2 separate regions of the Mus musculus genome follow, and region 1 is linked to region 2. Evidence: chromatin loops called from intact Hi-C (ENCODE). Cell type or tissue: heart. All regions are shown on one strand.

Evidence for each region. Hi-C counts contacts between places; a loop is a spot of excess contacts. Peaks named below come from ENCODE experiments on the same cell type or tissue, not always from the same donor. Only the 100,000 strongest peaks of a DNase experiment are listed, where the experiment ranks them.
Region 1: it touches region 2 in a loop (29-fold over the local background); 3 of 42 quality-filtered maps call a loop at or near these places.

What each region holds. Positions count from the first base shown.
Region 1 is chr5:125,260,063-125,268,062 of GRCm38, reverse strand. No RefSeq gene overlaps it. Among named protein-coding and RNA genes, the nearest start is that of Gm32585, 12 kb to the right of the region's middle. In heart, a CTCF peak has its summit at 1,715; DNase peaks (open chromatin) are centred at 812, 1,712 and 3,142; H3K4me3 peaks cover 565 bases; H3K27ac peaks cover 2,861 bases; H3K27me3 peaks cover 596 bases.
Region 2 is chr5:125,729,262-125,737,261 of GRCm38, reverse strand. The region is part of intron 4 of Tmem132b (transmembrane protein 132B); the gene reads right to left. Among named protein-coding and RNA genes, the nearest start is that of Gm32811, 31 kb to the left of the region's middle. In heart, a CTCF peak has its summit at 3,255 (motif pointing right); no DNase peak of the experiment used is centred here.

The DNA.
Region 1 (8,000 bases), 470 kb after region 2:
CCTACTATTCAGAGAGGCATGTTGGTCTCTGAGTTCAAGCCTGGACTACGATCCCTCACAGAATTAATTTCCTGGAAGAAAAAAAAAAATCAATGCTTGTCCCTCGGTGCCAGACATTAAAGTCCTCAGGATTGGCGGTGGCGGGCTGTTTTGACAGGGATGAGAATGGAGACACCCAAGAGACTGCTGGAAGCTCAGTCAAAATGCCTCATTTCCTGACACCCGCGTCGCTGAGCACACTGTCATTGAGTCAGGACACGCAGCCACCCGCCCCTGCAGCCATTCATCCCTCCCCACCCCCACCCTCCCACATTTCATTTGCGAGCCCCTCGGTGTGCAGCTCGGCTCGTGGCGGCTGCGGCGGCAGAGCAGAAACCCCAAATGATCTATTTATGGGGCCGTCCTTCCGTGTTGCTTGCATATTGTAATTAAGAGATAATGTCAGTGGAATAGAACGTTGTCACCCAGTAACGGCCTCCCGCCGCCTCGGAAATGTCACGGCAAAGTCACAGATATATCAAGCGTAAAACTGACGTTTGTTTTCAGAGCAGGGAACGCGGATCCTGGGACAGCGATACAGCTGCGGCTTCATTTCTGTCTTGGGGGTGATGAATGCCAGTGGATGGTCGGGCCCACAGGAGGAGGGGTTCTTGTCTGTTGCGGAGACCAACTGGGCCTGTGCTTTGCTTGACAGATGGAGGATAAGGCTGCCCTCTGGGTCCCATAATCTGCTGTAGCCACCAAGGTGGCCCGGGTGCCCTGGCTCCCGGCTGGGCAGTGTGTTTTCTGCAGCCCAAGCTGGCTGCCAGCTGGCCGGGTTCCCCTTCCTGTCACCATGTTGTCTCTGGAGAGCTAAGCTGCTGCTGGGGTGGCATGTCCTTGGACAACCTCAGTTTCCGAGTCACTCCCCCAGAGCCACAAGGGCCTTAGGAGGAGGACAGCAGTGACTTTGTGACTGGGGTGTCTACACTGTGGAGTGGCCTGGTGGGACCACTCCCCTGGCTGATGGTGTATCTGACATAGCCCAGCCCCCAACACATTTATTTATTTATTTATTTATTTATTTATTTATCATATGTGAGTATACTGTAGCTGTTGTCAGACACTCCAGAAGAGGGCGTCAGATCTCCTGATGGATGGATGGTTGGGAGCCACCATGTGGTTACCGGGATTTGAACTCAGGACCTTTGGAAGAACAGTCAGTGCTCTTACCCGCTGAGCCATCTCTCCAACCCTCCCCATTGTCCACACCCTTGCACATCAACCTGCTAGCTCTGTCCCCACAGCCCCTGCCAGTCAGACCTTCAACCCATCCCTTTTTCTTGGGACATCCATCCATTTCCCCATACACCCCCTCCAGGCTGGCCTCCCTGATTCTACTGTGGCCACTCCTCTTAAGCACCCATGAAAAGTCTCCCCAAAAGACTCAACCCCGGGCTCTCCTACCTCCAAGCCTCTGTCCTAATCCCTGCCATAGTCGTCGTGACTCCCCCTACCCCCACTCCCACTCCTCTCCCTCCTCTTTTGCACTGCTGGGTATGGAACCTAGGGCCTTGTGCATGCTAGGTAACCACTCTGCCCGTGATGGACCCATGGGGACCAGGCTGGTGGCGGAGCAGAGCACAGAGTGATTGCTTCCTGGGTGTATGTTGGAATAGCTGGATGAAGGAACGGCGGACAGTGACAACTGTATAATCTGTGTCTGTCACTGACTGGCAAGCGGCGCCATAGAACAAGTTGCCTCAGATCCCAGTGACCGAGATATATTTAGCTCCTGCTTCTGCAGGCCAGCGAGGGAGGCTGGGATTGCCCAGAGGGTTCTCTGTCTCAGATGGCATCAAGCATAGGTCCTCAGAGTGCTCTGAGGCCAGATGCACCTTATTAAAGGGGGACTAAGTGTTTACCAGCCTGAGGGCTTTCAACGGTCATGATCCTGATACACACCGGGCTGGGGGGGTGGGGGTGGGGTCAGCTCCATAGTGCGAGCAGACTTAAACTGTAAGCATTAAGTGGCTCCTGCCACTGAGTCTCCCGTCTGGTACTTACCAAGCAGCTGCCCTGGGCCCTGCCATGGGTACTGGGAAGAGCATGCAGTGTACAGAGCAGCCATGTTCCCATGAGGTCACATTTGAGCAAGGAGGACCGCCTTATGGTGTAGTCTAGGTGTGTGGTATGCATACCCAGTGGCTACATTCTTGCCCAGTTCAGGTATTGACTGAGTCAACATAAGAGTGGTCACAGGGCTTGGGGGATGGCTCAGCAGTGGCAGCCTGCTATGGACCCAACTCTTCACCCATAACATGGTGAGCTTCCCACCCCATTATCTAGGGGTACAGTCTGGATATAGGAGCAATGAGTGCTATGTTTGTGTGGTCCTTAAGAGACCCTGTATAGTCTCACCTGTGCAACATACACACCATGGGCCCATGCACATATCCTTGGGGGATGAGAGGCAGGCGACAAAGCCAGCCTGGCCAGAGAGAGATGGTGATGGTGATGGTGATGGTGATGGTGATGATGATGAGGAATGGTTCAGGCCACTACGTGTGGGGCTCTTTTGTTATGCAGCACTTTGAGGGAGTAGCTGACTGATACAGCCTGTGGCTTGGTAAATGCTCTCAGTGGTCCCATTTTACAGTGAAGAGATCTGTGGCCTAAATCCATGAGAAAGGTGACCAAAAGCCCTCAGGTGGAACCCAGCCACACTGACAGGGCTCTGACCCAGGCAAGGCCCCAAGCCTACCCCATGACTGGATACAGGGTGCCACCTCCTCACACCCATACACTAAAAGTGGAAGAGAGAGGCCATCCAGCCTTGTTTTAAGGGTCCTGAAACAATGCTGTGTTCATCTGCCCAGCCACTAAGGGACCTCATATAGTCTCCACCTGCATCATAGTGCACAGGACACATACACTCCGGCCTCAGAGCTTGTCTGAGGGATGAGAAGCTGGTAGAGATGGGGGTTGGAGGGGGGAGGAAGAGAACTGTCACCAGCAGCAGACCTCAGCCCGAGGCACACCACAGAAGCTCTGTAATCCTCTGCAAAGTCCCCCTGGCCATGCAGAGCTCCCGGCCTCCCACGCTTGCTCCACGGCTTGGAGAAGATCATATGTGATTTATTCCTGGCGCCGGCGCCGTGAGGTACTCTGCCGGAACAATGAGTTACGAGGCCATTTATCTTGTTGGCAGCTTCTGATAAAACAGGCAGTCTGGACAGACGGGGCCGTTAACGCACGCGGCAACCGAGCTGATCATTTAGAGAGCTGGAGACCTTGAAACTGACTTTGATTGAAGGGGTTTGCAAGCCAGGAGCTTGCGGGCTTGGGTTGAGGGGAGACCCCCCACCTCTGGGGGGAAAATGTGGTGTCACATTGCATAGCTCTAATTGTCCCCACAGACTTTCTGAGTGTGACTTCATACAAGCTAGGTCTCCAGCCTTGCATCCTACCCTGTGTATTAGTCAGCACTAGTAGGGGAAAGGCTGTGGTAACAAAGAGTTCCACGGTTAAAGGCTAGAAAGCAGCAAGGTAACGGTTCACTTGAGTTCTCCGTGTGCTGCGGTCACCTGGGGTTGACTTGAATCATGTCCCTCTCTCCGCGACCCAGACTGACAGCATTATTCTGTGGGCTGCTGGCTGAGCCTAGAGAGAAGCTGTATCTTCTGCAGCTCACACTCATAATTGTGTGTGTGTGTGTGTGTATGTGCATGTATGTGTGTGTGCATGTGCTATGTGTAGGATATGTATTTATGTATACCTGTGTTTAGGTGTATGTATGTTAGTGTGTGTGTATGTGTGTATGTATGTGTATACATATGTGTATGGTATATATGGTATATATGTGTATGATATGTGTATCTATGTGTATGCACTAGTCTGTATATTTGTGTATGTATGTATATGTATGTATGTGTATGTATGTGAGTGTTGTATATGTGTGCATATCTGTATGTTTGTATATGTATATATGTACATGTATGTGTGTGAGTTTATATATGCATGTGAATATGTGTCTATGTGTATATATCTGTGTATTTGTAAATGTATATGTGTATATGTATGTATGTGATTCTGTATATGTGTATATGCATATGTGTATATGTTATATGTATGTGAGGATGTGTAAGTATCTGTGTATGTGTATATATATGTATATGTATGTATATGCATATGTATGTTTGTGTCTGTATATATGTGTGCACATATGTGAATGTATATGTATGTACATGTATATATATGACTATATATGTGTATATGCATATGTATGTGCACATGAATATATATGTGAGTATGTGTATGTACGTATGTATATATGTATGTTGTGTATGTGCATGTATGCATGTGTGTGTGGTGTGAATGGAGACACTGGGTGTCTTTCTCAATCACTCTCCACCTTTTTTTTTTTAAGATTTATTTATTATTATACATAAGTACACTGTAGCTGTCTTCAGACACACCAGAAGAGGACATCAGATCTCATTACAGATGGTGGTAAGCCATCATGTGATTGCTGGGATTTGAACTCAGGACTTTTGGAAGAGCAGTCAGTGCTCTTACCCACTGAGCCATCTCGCCAGCCCACCTCTTTATTTTTTGAGACAGGGTCTCTCATTGAACCTGGAGCTTGCTGATTCAGCTAGACTGGCAGCCAGCAAGTCCCAAGAGCCACCTGTCTCTGTCCCCAGCACTGAAGCTGCACATACACGCCTGGCTCTTTACATGGGTTCTGGAGATCTGAACTTAGGTCCTCAGGGTTGCATGAGACACTTCATTACTGACTAAAAGGTGTCCCCAGCCCTCCTCACAATTTTCCTGAGCACCTACTGTGTGTTGGAACTCTATTAGGTCCAGTCTGATCAGTGGCTCAGCCCAAGTCTGATGGGGCAAACAGTGGTATCACTCTTTATGGTTTTGTGTCTGTGTGTCTGTGTGTGTCTGTGGCTGTGTGTGGCTGTGTGTGTTGCTAGGTGGAGCCCATGGCTTTGTGCTTACCAGGCCAGCACTGTGCCACTAAGTTAGCCATGTCTCTAAGCACATGATGCCAGTGTTCTTGTGGGGCTCCTCTCGCCAACTCCTATCTATAAGTCTTTGCTGGTCAGTCTCATGGCCATGCCTGACCTGTGCCAGTGTGGGCCGGGGGAAGTCCTAGTAGGTGGCTGTCAGCTGGCAAACCAACAGTTGCTAAGAGAGAATCCATCTCTCCCGAGCTGCCTCCCAGCCAGGGCTAATCCATTCATCTGGCTTTGTCACGTCCCTCCATCTGCTGGGGAGAGAGCCAAGCCAGGCATGAAGAGCTGAGAGCCTGGGGCTTCTTATCCAGCTGTACAGCCAGCATCTTCCCCAGCGCCTGGCACACAGCAAGGCTCGATATAAGGTGCTGTGACTGTCAATGACTCACATTTGCCTGGAGACCTTCGGCAGTGAGATACTGAGCCAGACAGGACTCCTGACAAAGTGCTCACTGACTGTCAGGCTCCGTGTCAGACTCCTCCCACTACAGACCACGCTTGGGAAGATGCTTACACCTTTACCCAAAGGCTCCTCCCCCCCAGCCCCGCCCCCCCGCTCCTGCATCCGGTCCTCTCTCTCTCCTCTCCTTACAGATGGCACTCAACCATATCTTGAGTTTTATTTCTTTTTGCCAGACAGATATTTGAAGTTTCTAAAAGACAATATCCCTATATCTACATCCTGTGTCTTTTGACAAGTTCAGTGTCTGGGGCAAAGAACCCCTGGTTAAAGCAAACAAGTTTATTCCCCTCTGACACGGGATTCCCACGGGGCAGCTAGACCAGGGACAGTGCAGATCTGTCCTGCTGTTGTTTGGGTACCTGGGTGCCTCTATGTGACACTTCTGTCATCTCTGGGATGAACTCATTCCCCATAGAGTGGAAGCAACCTGGGATGGGGGAGATGAGGGCCCAGGGTTTGTTCGTGGAGGAGGTTGCACCCAGCAGGGGGTAGAGACAGGTCTGTCCGTGTCTGGGTGTCACCAGTGTCCCCCACCCCACCCTGATGGCCAGCACAGCTGGGCTCCCAAGGAACAGGGACTGATTCCAGGTTGGATCCAAAAAGCAGGAAAGATTGCCACACCCCAGGGATAGAGGAGGGGCTGGGTGGGAGGCAGGCCTGGAGACTCATGTGCCATGCTGGGGGTGGGAGGGAGAGACCTAGAATATGTCCCCAAGGCTACTGGACAGGCAATTGGTTCTATGGTTTGGACCCCAGGCATCTCAGGGAACCCAGAGACCAACAGTGTTCCTGGGATATTTGATGTGGACTCCTGATGTGTAGGAATGCCCAAACCAAGGCTGAAGCCGAATTGTCCTCCACTCTAGAGGACGCGAGTCTGTGATTGGTGCTGTTAGTGGGGAAAAAAAACGCAATTCAGGCCTGGTTTTGTGGTCTGCATGTATAACCAGCTTTATTGTATAAGGCAGCAGGGGCTCAGAGAGGTCAAGTCACTGCCCTATAGGCACACAGTATGGTCGTTCTAAATAAAACTGGGATTTAGAATGGGCCTGTGTATCCAGCTGACTGACGCCAGGGAAGTGCTGCTGGATGTGTGGTCCTTGCTTTGTGCATGTATATGGAGAGGCTGGACACAAGGTCAGAAGGAGAACCAGGGTGGTGGAGAGTTCTGGATGGCCAAGGAGACAGATGACTGTGAGTATCAATTACATAGGCCTGCCAGCCAGTTTACGAGGTCTGTCAGAGCAGTTCAGCAGAATTTTCTGGAAAGTTCTAGATGTCTTTTAAGGGCTTCTCTAGAAGTCTCTAGAAGGGCTCTCGTCTGTCCATGGGTATTTCAGAAGCAAGGATCTTGTTTCCTAAATCCGACTCTCTACCCAGGGCTGGGCTGGAAGCAGCCGCTGAGTTTCTGGAGACACCTGCCTGGGACACAGAGGGAAAAAGGACACAGGGCAGCCATTTAGTCCATGTGAGCCATGTGGGCCAGGACAGCCATTTACCTCCCTGAGCCTTGGCACCCTCCCTCGACTTGAGGGTAGTGGGGACCACAGTACTACAGGGGTACTTCAGAGAGAGATAGAGGAGGGAAGGGGGGAAGAGGAGGAGGAGGAGGAGGAGGCCCATCATCAAGACTCAGCCTGGCCGGGCAGTGGTAGCACATGCCTTTAATCCCAGCACTTGGGAGGAGAGGCAGGCAGATTTCTGGGTTCGAGGCCAGCCTGGTCTACAGAGTGAGTTCCAGGACAGCCTGGGCTGCACAGAGAAACCCTGTCTCAAAAAACAAAAAACAACAAAAAAACAAAACAAAACAAAACAAAACAAACAAAACGACTCAGCCTGACCTGCATGCATTTTCCTGCAAAAGTCAATTTGAAGTCACCCTCAAAGAGAAGTCAGTGGCTCCCTGCCTGCCCCCTGTCCATGGTAGCACCGGTCCTCCTCTGTCCCCATGGAGCCTCACAAAGGGCTAGTTCACACATCACTGGCTTGTGCAACACGGGATTTGCACCCTTCACCTCCCACGGTGGTAGAGTTTACCCATTCAGTAGCAGCCGTTGTACTCTGAGGGCGGCACCCAGCCATTGGGGAGCTCGGCTGGTATGCCATTCATTCTGCAGGAGCAGGACTTGGGGTTGTTTGTTTGGATTTTGGGCTCTCATGTACTGCATGGCTGTATTTCTCTAGAGACCACCGACTTATAGGTTTGGATCATTCTTACTTACGACACTAACCTGCCCAGCTCTGGTGTCCCCAGAAATCCCTGGTGGGAATGTTGTCTCTGGCTGAGCCTCAGTAGCCCAGAGTGAAACCTTGGGGCTTCGGAGGACACTGCACAGAGAGCCCTGCTAGAGAGGCAGAGAACACACAGCTCCGTGCCGAAGTTAGCATCCCCAGATGGGCAGCAGCGTCCCCTGGGGAAGTGTTAGCGGTGCTCGTGGGCCTTGCGTGACTCTGACCCTGGGATTCCCTCAGCCCTCTGAGGGGCTCTGAACACACTCAGCGTGAAGCTGTGCACTCACACTTAGCAC
Region 2 (8,000 bases):
ACAGCTTGAAGGCATCCCTGGCAGGCAAGGCCAGGAAGGAATGACTGTTCCCGTCACCCAGAGGAAGACGTTGTGACTCGAGGGCATCCTGCTTGCTCAAGGTCACAGATCTGCTTATAAAATATTCCCTGGGGAAAGAGCCTACACCGTCCAACTGCTGAATAAATATTGCTTTGGGGACATATTCATTACTACTTATTTTAATGAGACACTGGGTATACTTTCTACTCAAATTCTGCTTCTTCCAGTATGCATTGTGGAAGAGACTTTTAAAAATAATATAAAAAGACTCTGGATCATTCTTGACCCAAAATGCCCCGACTCTTTTCCTAAGCAAGTGGACAAGGGTAGGGGACATACTTTCTCAAAGACTCAACCTTATCATCAAAGCTATGATTGAGGGCCAGTGAAATGGTTCCGCCAGAAAAGGGGCTTGCTGTCAAACCTGATGACCTGAGTTCAATCCCCGGATCCATATGATATAAAGAGAGAGTCATGGGTCATCCTCTGACCTCTACACATACCCTATAGCATTTACAACAACATCCACCACCACACCTCCCCCTCCCAAAAAAAAAAAAAAGCAAATGAATAAGTGTAAAAGCAGGATTTTTATTCTTACACTCCCTCCTGTAAGAGATGTTAATGAGGTAGGCAAATTACTTGTCTGGCTCCTTTTGCCTCTGCCTCAGAACAAGAAGATGCTAGAGAAAGATGTGGTGAGTGGATGGGTGGATGTATTCACGGCTTAAATAATGGACCATCTGATTAGACTCTTCTTGATTTATAATGCCTGGGAGTTCACCCCAGTGTCTTCTCTGCTGATGCTCTCCTCAGCTGAGTGCTGGCTCTCCTAAGCACTCGTCTTGTAAGCACTTTAATGTGTTTTGGTTTTGGTTTCTTTTACATTATTTTATTTATTTCATTCCAGGCATTATCCCCCTTCCAGTCCCCCCTCCCACAGTTCCTCATCCCATTCCTCCTCCCCTTTGCCTCCTCTCGGGACTTAATAGGGGTGGCCTTAGCCAAAATGTCCAACATTGGAGAGAGGGAATTGGAAGTTTCTACCTCCAGTAGATAGGCAGGGCCTCAAGTGGAGGGATGGGGTCACTAATGCACAGTCAAAATTTCTGACCCAGAATTGTTCCTACCTAAAAGAACTTCAGGGACAAAAACGAAGAAGAGACCAAAGGAAAGGCAGTCCAAATGACTCGCCCAACTTGAGATCCATCTCATGGTGGGGTGGAGGGGAGCGCACCAAGGCCTGACACTATTACTGATGCCATGTTGTGCTTACAGACAGGAGCCTGGCAAGGCTGTCCTCTGAGAGGCCCTACGAGCAGCTGACTGAGACAAGCGCAGATACTTAACACCCAACCACTGGACTGAAGTCGGGGATTCCTATGGTTGAATTAGGGGAAGGATTGAAGAAGCTGAAGGAGAGGGTGAGCCATAAGAAGACCAGCAGTCTCAGTTAACATGGACCCCAGGGAGCTCCCAGAGACTGAGCCACCAACCAGGAGCATACAAGGGCCAGTCCGAGGCCCCTGGCACATATGTAGCAGAGGTCTGTTTGGTGACCTCAGTGGGAGAGGATGCATTTTAACATGTTTTAAAGCCTTTTGTGAAATCAGGGACTAAGATCTTTCATTCTTTGAGATTTAGACCATGTTGCTACCATTTCCTTTGCCCTACGTGTCTAAACTGAAGAAATCCACCCATTCCAACAATCCCAATCAGCCACGAGGTCATAGGAATCCCCGGGCTTTGGCTTCCAAACTTCCTACCCTGGTTTTTTTCTAGTCTTTCCAGACTTCCTGGCAAGAGTTAGCATACGCTCTGTAAAAATACAAATCATACTGAGGGTATGAATATCTAATTTACCTCTTTAATGCTCTGGGTTTCTCCTTCCACTCTATGGGTTTCTTACACAAACTCTGTGAGATTGGATTTAAGGTCTGCTCGCCAAGATGGAATTCATTTCTGGCACTGTTAGCAGAGCCAAGAACCCATGGCTAACTAGGTCATGTGCCTTACACACAGTAGCATATTATGTAACTTTTAGTAACATAGTAGCATATTATATAACTATTAGTAGCATAGTAGCACATTATGTAACTATTAGCAACATAATAGCACATTATGTAGTAGGAAAGAACCTACTCCTATTATTCCACTAAATGGATGTAGTATTAAACTGCCCCCCTACCTTTTCAGCTTCATACCCACAGATCAATGCATCTCTCCACCCTCATCAGACAAGCTTCCTTTTGTAGACAGAGAGTGAGTAACCCAGAGACCCAAAACTGGTCAATGAGCTGAGAATCAGTGACTGGTGAGTTGCTCAGCCATGAGTCATCTATGTAACGTTCCCTCCCGCAAGGATCAGGGATCATGGTGGAGCAGGAGACATCCAAACTGTAAGGGCCGGAGGCACTGGGTGAGTACAGTGAACAGGTATTCTCCCACTGCACAGATCAACTAACTCAGTGGCTAGGAAAGCACATGCAAGACCTGTACAAGCTCACAACAGACGAAATCCCAGGATGGATGGGGATGGGGAGGGGGAGCAATGAGGTCTCATTGCTCACTGAGGAGCTGTTGGCAATCTCTGATTGCTAAGGGAAGACAAGCCAGTTCCCTTCAGGCATACAGCCCATGTTCCAATAGATAGTCCCACACCCGTGCACACAGGGCAAACACTGAGCAGACTTAGTGGTGTTTAGATGGGGGTGGGGAGGAGACTTGAAGTAGGGAGAGAAAAGGAGAGAGAGAATGGGTTGGAGTTGGAGGGAAGGAGATGGATTTAATCAAACCACACTATATGCATGTATGAAATTCTCAAAATATGAAAAAGTAAGATGTCTGTGAGTTTTCTAATATAGAATATTCTGTCTAGCTCCTGCCTAGGTGACAGAGAGGACAGTACTGACCACTGATCACACTGAGAGGAGAGCAGAGTAAATCAATGTCAAAGGCAATCCCCATATCACCAAGCAGGTCCACACATTCTCGACATGCAGAGGTAAGAGGATGTAATATATGAAGATAAATACAGGTACCTGAGTGTGAGCATTAAGGTAAATGTCTGTGGCTAAAACCAAATACATGTGTGTCTGTGGAAAAATAAAGTGTGTCCCAGCCACTGTTCTAAGAAGATAATGTATATAATGTACTTAAATCAACTCTGAAGATTCATTTTATTATGTGTAATATGTCTGTGTATACCATATGCATGCAATGCCCAAACTGGCCAGAAGGGGGAGACAGACCCCCTGGAGCTAGAGTAACAGGCAGTTATAAGCTGCCCAGTGCAGGTGCTGGGAATTGAACCTGGGTCCTCTGAGGGAGCAGCAAGCACTCCTAACCACTGAGGTATCTATCCAGCCCCCCCACCCCCACCCCCGAGTCAACTCTTGATAAAAACAAGGCCCTTACCCCTTTGGCTTTCTTCCATCCAGGAAAACAGAGGAACAGTTAGAGACACAACAGCCCTTCTGTGATTATGAGACTATGCAAATAAAGAAAGGGCCCAGAACGTCCCGAGAAGGTGGCCCCAGTGAAATAAAGCCACTGAAGCAAGACCAGCAGATGCTGTCACTAGGCGGAACCTCAAATTAGCTGCTTGGTTTTGATTCCCAAAACACTGAGAAAATGGTAAGTACTAGCTAGTTACAAACTCTGTAAAGCTTAGGTCCAAATGATAAAAAGAATTTAGGGCCAATGAGACATTAGCACCTGAAACGGACACAAGCTAAAGAATGACGGCATAGGCAATAGAGACACGGAGCACCAGAAGACCCCGAGGGACAACGGGGACCATGGACATGACGGGAACATCAACTTCAAGTTTCTGAACTGACAGCTTCTTTATACCAAAATGGAATTTCCTTAATGAACAAAATGCGTGTTAGAATCCGTCTTTCGATTCGGCAAGGATACGGCCGTATTCTGACAGCAGACATCCGCTGCACTTCGCTGTTGTGTCTGTAAATGCTCCCAACTTCCAAAGTCTGGTGACAGCTTCTCTTCTTGGTGGGTCCCCTGTCAGTTTTAACCACCCACTCAGAGAAGCACATCCTCTCTAGAGTTTCTTCTTTTGAATGTACCAAGCATCAGAGGCCCCAGTGTCTTACCTTCTGCCTTTGAAATCATCCCTCTGCCGCAGATCTGCCTGCTTGGCAGCCAGCACAAGAGGTTACATCTGTCTCCCACCTGTACCTCAGCTGACCTCCATCTCTACATAGCCATCCTTGGGATGGGCGGCATGCTTTTGTTTTTGTATCCTTTTCCTAAGATGAAAGGATGGCTTTTCAATCGCCATAGACTCTTGCAGTGTTTTATGAGAATCCTTGATTGTGGACAGCCTTGTTCGTGGGTTCTTAAAGTACGGCTCCTGGTCCCCATGGTGGGAGGGGGCAGTCACATAACCGGAGGGCGATGGAGCCAAACCTCTGACAAGTTTTTAAAATAGTTCAGCAACTAGTCCAAAAGTAAATGTATAGTGAACAAATGTGCTCCTAGCAGGCAGTGCTCGCCCGTGTTGTGTCTTGACACATCACTGAAGCCTTGCAAACACACACAAGTGCACATTTTGCATGAGGCATGCAACGCCAATAGGAACAAATGGTTTGATGACAGAGAACAAAGGCTTTTAACACTTTCCTACTGCCTTTCCTTAGAGTCTGACCACAGAGTTAGTTTACCATTGGATTGGCTTGTGCTAGGAAGTATGAGTTCAAAATCTGCTGTTTGAGTTACTTCCTAAGATACTAAGTGGGTTTTTAGCTTGGAATTAGGACAAAATCTCTGACAATTCCTAAAAATGACTTTTAACATTGTGCACAAAGCATTGACACAAAGCTTGTTCTTGGCGTTAACAATTATAAAATCAAAATATTGATCAAGTCTGAAAAGCATTGAAGATGCTCTTTATCCTTCAGTGTCAAAGACTCGGCCACGGTTTAATTCTGTATGTGTGTGCACGTGCCTGCGCACGGGTGCCCACGTGCTCATGTGTGCCAGAGCCAGAGACCCATATTTTTTTGTCTTCCTCTATAATTATTTATTTTGGGGGACCGGTCTCTCATTGAACCTAGAATTTACTAATTCTTCCTGACTAGCTGGCCAGTGAACTCCAGGAATTCCCCTGCCTCCGCCTCTTCAGTGCTAGCATTGCAAGTATGCCCCACCACATCTAGCTTTTCCCTGGGTACTGGGAGTGAAAAGTCCTCATGCCTGCACATTGGACACTTTACTCATGAGCCATCTCTCCAAAATATAATTGTTTATTTGAAAATAAACAATCACATCCCAAATTTACCTTTATCTTTAATAAATTGTGACGATACATACATGCCAAAGAACTGTTGCAAGGTAAATTTCTTGGATGGATATTTCTTCTTTTCAGTTAACATTTGATTTGCAGACCTCTCTTACAGAGCCAATAACTGGGGTCACATAAAAGTTTCTTGGGCCAAAGGGGTCGCAAGTGAGAAAAACTTAAGCAGCCTTGGCTAGAACCACTTGGTCAGCCTTTTGCCTCCAACCAAAATGTCATATCCACTATTTTGCCATCACCCCTTTCTGGGTATAATTTGTATATAAAAGACGCTCCCCTTTTACAGATGGCATCAGCTTAATGCTTTTTAACGGGTATAAGCACCCAGGTAAGGACTAGGACACCTGAATGGCCCAATGTTTTTATGGTTTCTGTGTCCACAGATCTGGATCCAGCCAGTCATGGATTAAAAAAAAAAATTTTTTTTAATTGCCAAGCCAAGCATGACGTCACATGCCTCTTTTGGAAGGTGGAGTCAGGTAGATTTCTGTAAGTTCCAAACCAGTCTGGTCTATACAGCAAGTTCCAAGCTGGCCAGGACTACACAATAAGAAAAAAAAAAAAAAGCCAAGTCTGTCATCTCAGCCACTCAGGGAGCTGAAGCAGGAGGATCACAAATTTGAGCACTGACTGGATTACAGAGTAAGACCAACACCAGCCTTGGCAATGTGGTGAGATCCCGTCTCAAAATAGGACTGGAAACAAAACTCAATAAATAATAATTGAAAGTGCACCTATATCAAACATGCACAGAGCTCTCTCTTATGGTTGAATCCCCCTGGGCCAGGCCTGAATTGATGCCTACAAGATGTTTGTCCAACATTTATGAGGTGTTGTTGAATGGCTACTCCACAGTTGAGGGAAATCCGCGAGTTCCCTAAAGAGTATTCAGTGTGTGGATGCTGCCACTGGCCGGTGAGGAGCCCCACACAAATTTTAAGATGGTGCCTCTTCCAGTCTTGAAAAGTTGGCTGTAATGGGTTTTTTGTTTTTTTTTTTTTTAAGAGAGCAAGGTCCTTCTGTCTACAATACAGCTGACCTAGTGAATCCCCAAATCAATGTCAAAGAGTGTGATTGGCATTGCCCACAGCACAACCTTCTCAGACTTACATGCACCCCTGAGCGTGTTCAAGCCCCAGTAGGCTGAAAAGCCACTCAACAGGAACACAGCCTGACCCTGCCCAGCCCGGGCTGAATCTGAATACACACTCCCCTCCCCCGGATTCTCACATGAGGACCTGCCGATCACTGCCTGTCTTAGGGTTACTATTGTTGCCATAAAACACTCTTACCAAAATAAACTTTATGAAGAAGGGCTTTGGCTTATATATACTGAATCGCAGTCTACTGAAGGATGCAGAGACAGGAACTCAAACCGAACAGGAACCTGGAGGCAGGAGCTGATATAGAGGCCTTGGAAGGGTGCTGCTTACTGTCTTGATCCCAATGGTTTGTTCAGCCTGCTTCCTTCTAGAACCCATGACCACTAGCCCAGGTCTGACACTACCCACAATGCCCTAGGCCCTCCGCCATCAATCACCAGTTAAGAAAATACCCTATATATTTGCCTCCAGCATTTTCTCATCTGAAGGTCCCTCCTCTCAGATGACACTGCCTTGTGTCAAGTTGGCATAAGAACTAGCGAGGACAGTGGCCCTGCCATCTATGACACCTCTGTACACTCAAATTCTGACGCCAAATGTGAAATGCCAATCAAAGTAACTGACAAGGCAGCTGAGGAAGAAGGATGTGTCTACTCCAAGGTCGAACCATTACCCAAACATCAAGGCAACCAACCCTACAGAGAAATGAGATGGTGGCATCAGGAGGAAGTGAGCTGAGTGTGGGCGGGGCTCGAGTGAAGAGCAGGGCATACTGGGCGGCAGGGTAGGACAGCTGAGATGTCCTTTAATGGCTGGCTTTGGTTTTCCACCAACAGACTGCAACACACAAGCCCACTCAGGGCAGAGGGCACAACTGGGTCTGAATTCCAGCTTCACCACCACCCGGTATAGCGGTAGTTTGGCTAAACCACCTTGTGCTCCCGGCGGGGGGCGCTCCCAGCCACCCACCAGAGCCCTTTGGATTCCCAATTGAAAGCCGCGCACGCACACGCACGCAACGCCAGTTAATTTTCATATGCCTTGACTAGCTCAAAGGCTGGGCAGTTCTTATCCTTCCTGCTGCTAGCAAACACTCCCTTCTGGTACTTCTATATTTCATCTCTGCTACCCCAAGCACAATTGGGCAAGTGGCCGGTGTGGCCACTTTCCCTGATTCTCACAGGTCAGCGGGCCTTTAGGTTTGTTTTTTCTTCTTCCCCCGTCAGTTCCTAGCCCATGCAAAATCTCAAAGTCCCACCTCAGTCTACCTGCCTAGTCATTGGCCATTGGCTCTTTATTGATCACTCAAAAACTAATTGGAGACAAGGACTTTCAACGTCTGGACAAAAAGATTCCCAATTTGTGGGGCCAGATTAATTCAAAGCATTAGAACCAATCCCCAACAACCAGGGAATGGGAAGATTGGAGCAAGGCTACAGAAAGACCACCCTTCCCCTCACCCACTGTCAGAGCCCAGGCTGCCTTCTGTCCATTTCCACAGAAAAAGTCTATTTGTTCATGGTGACCAGTGAACTTCCAGAACCAGGAGAATGTAC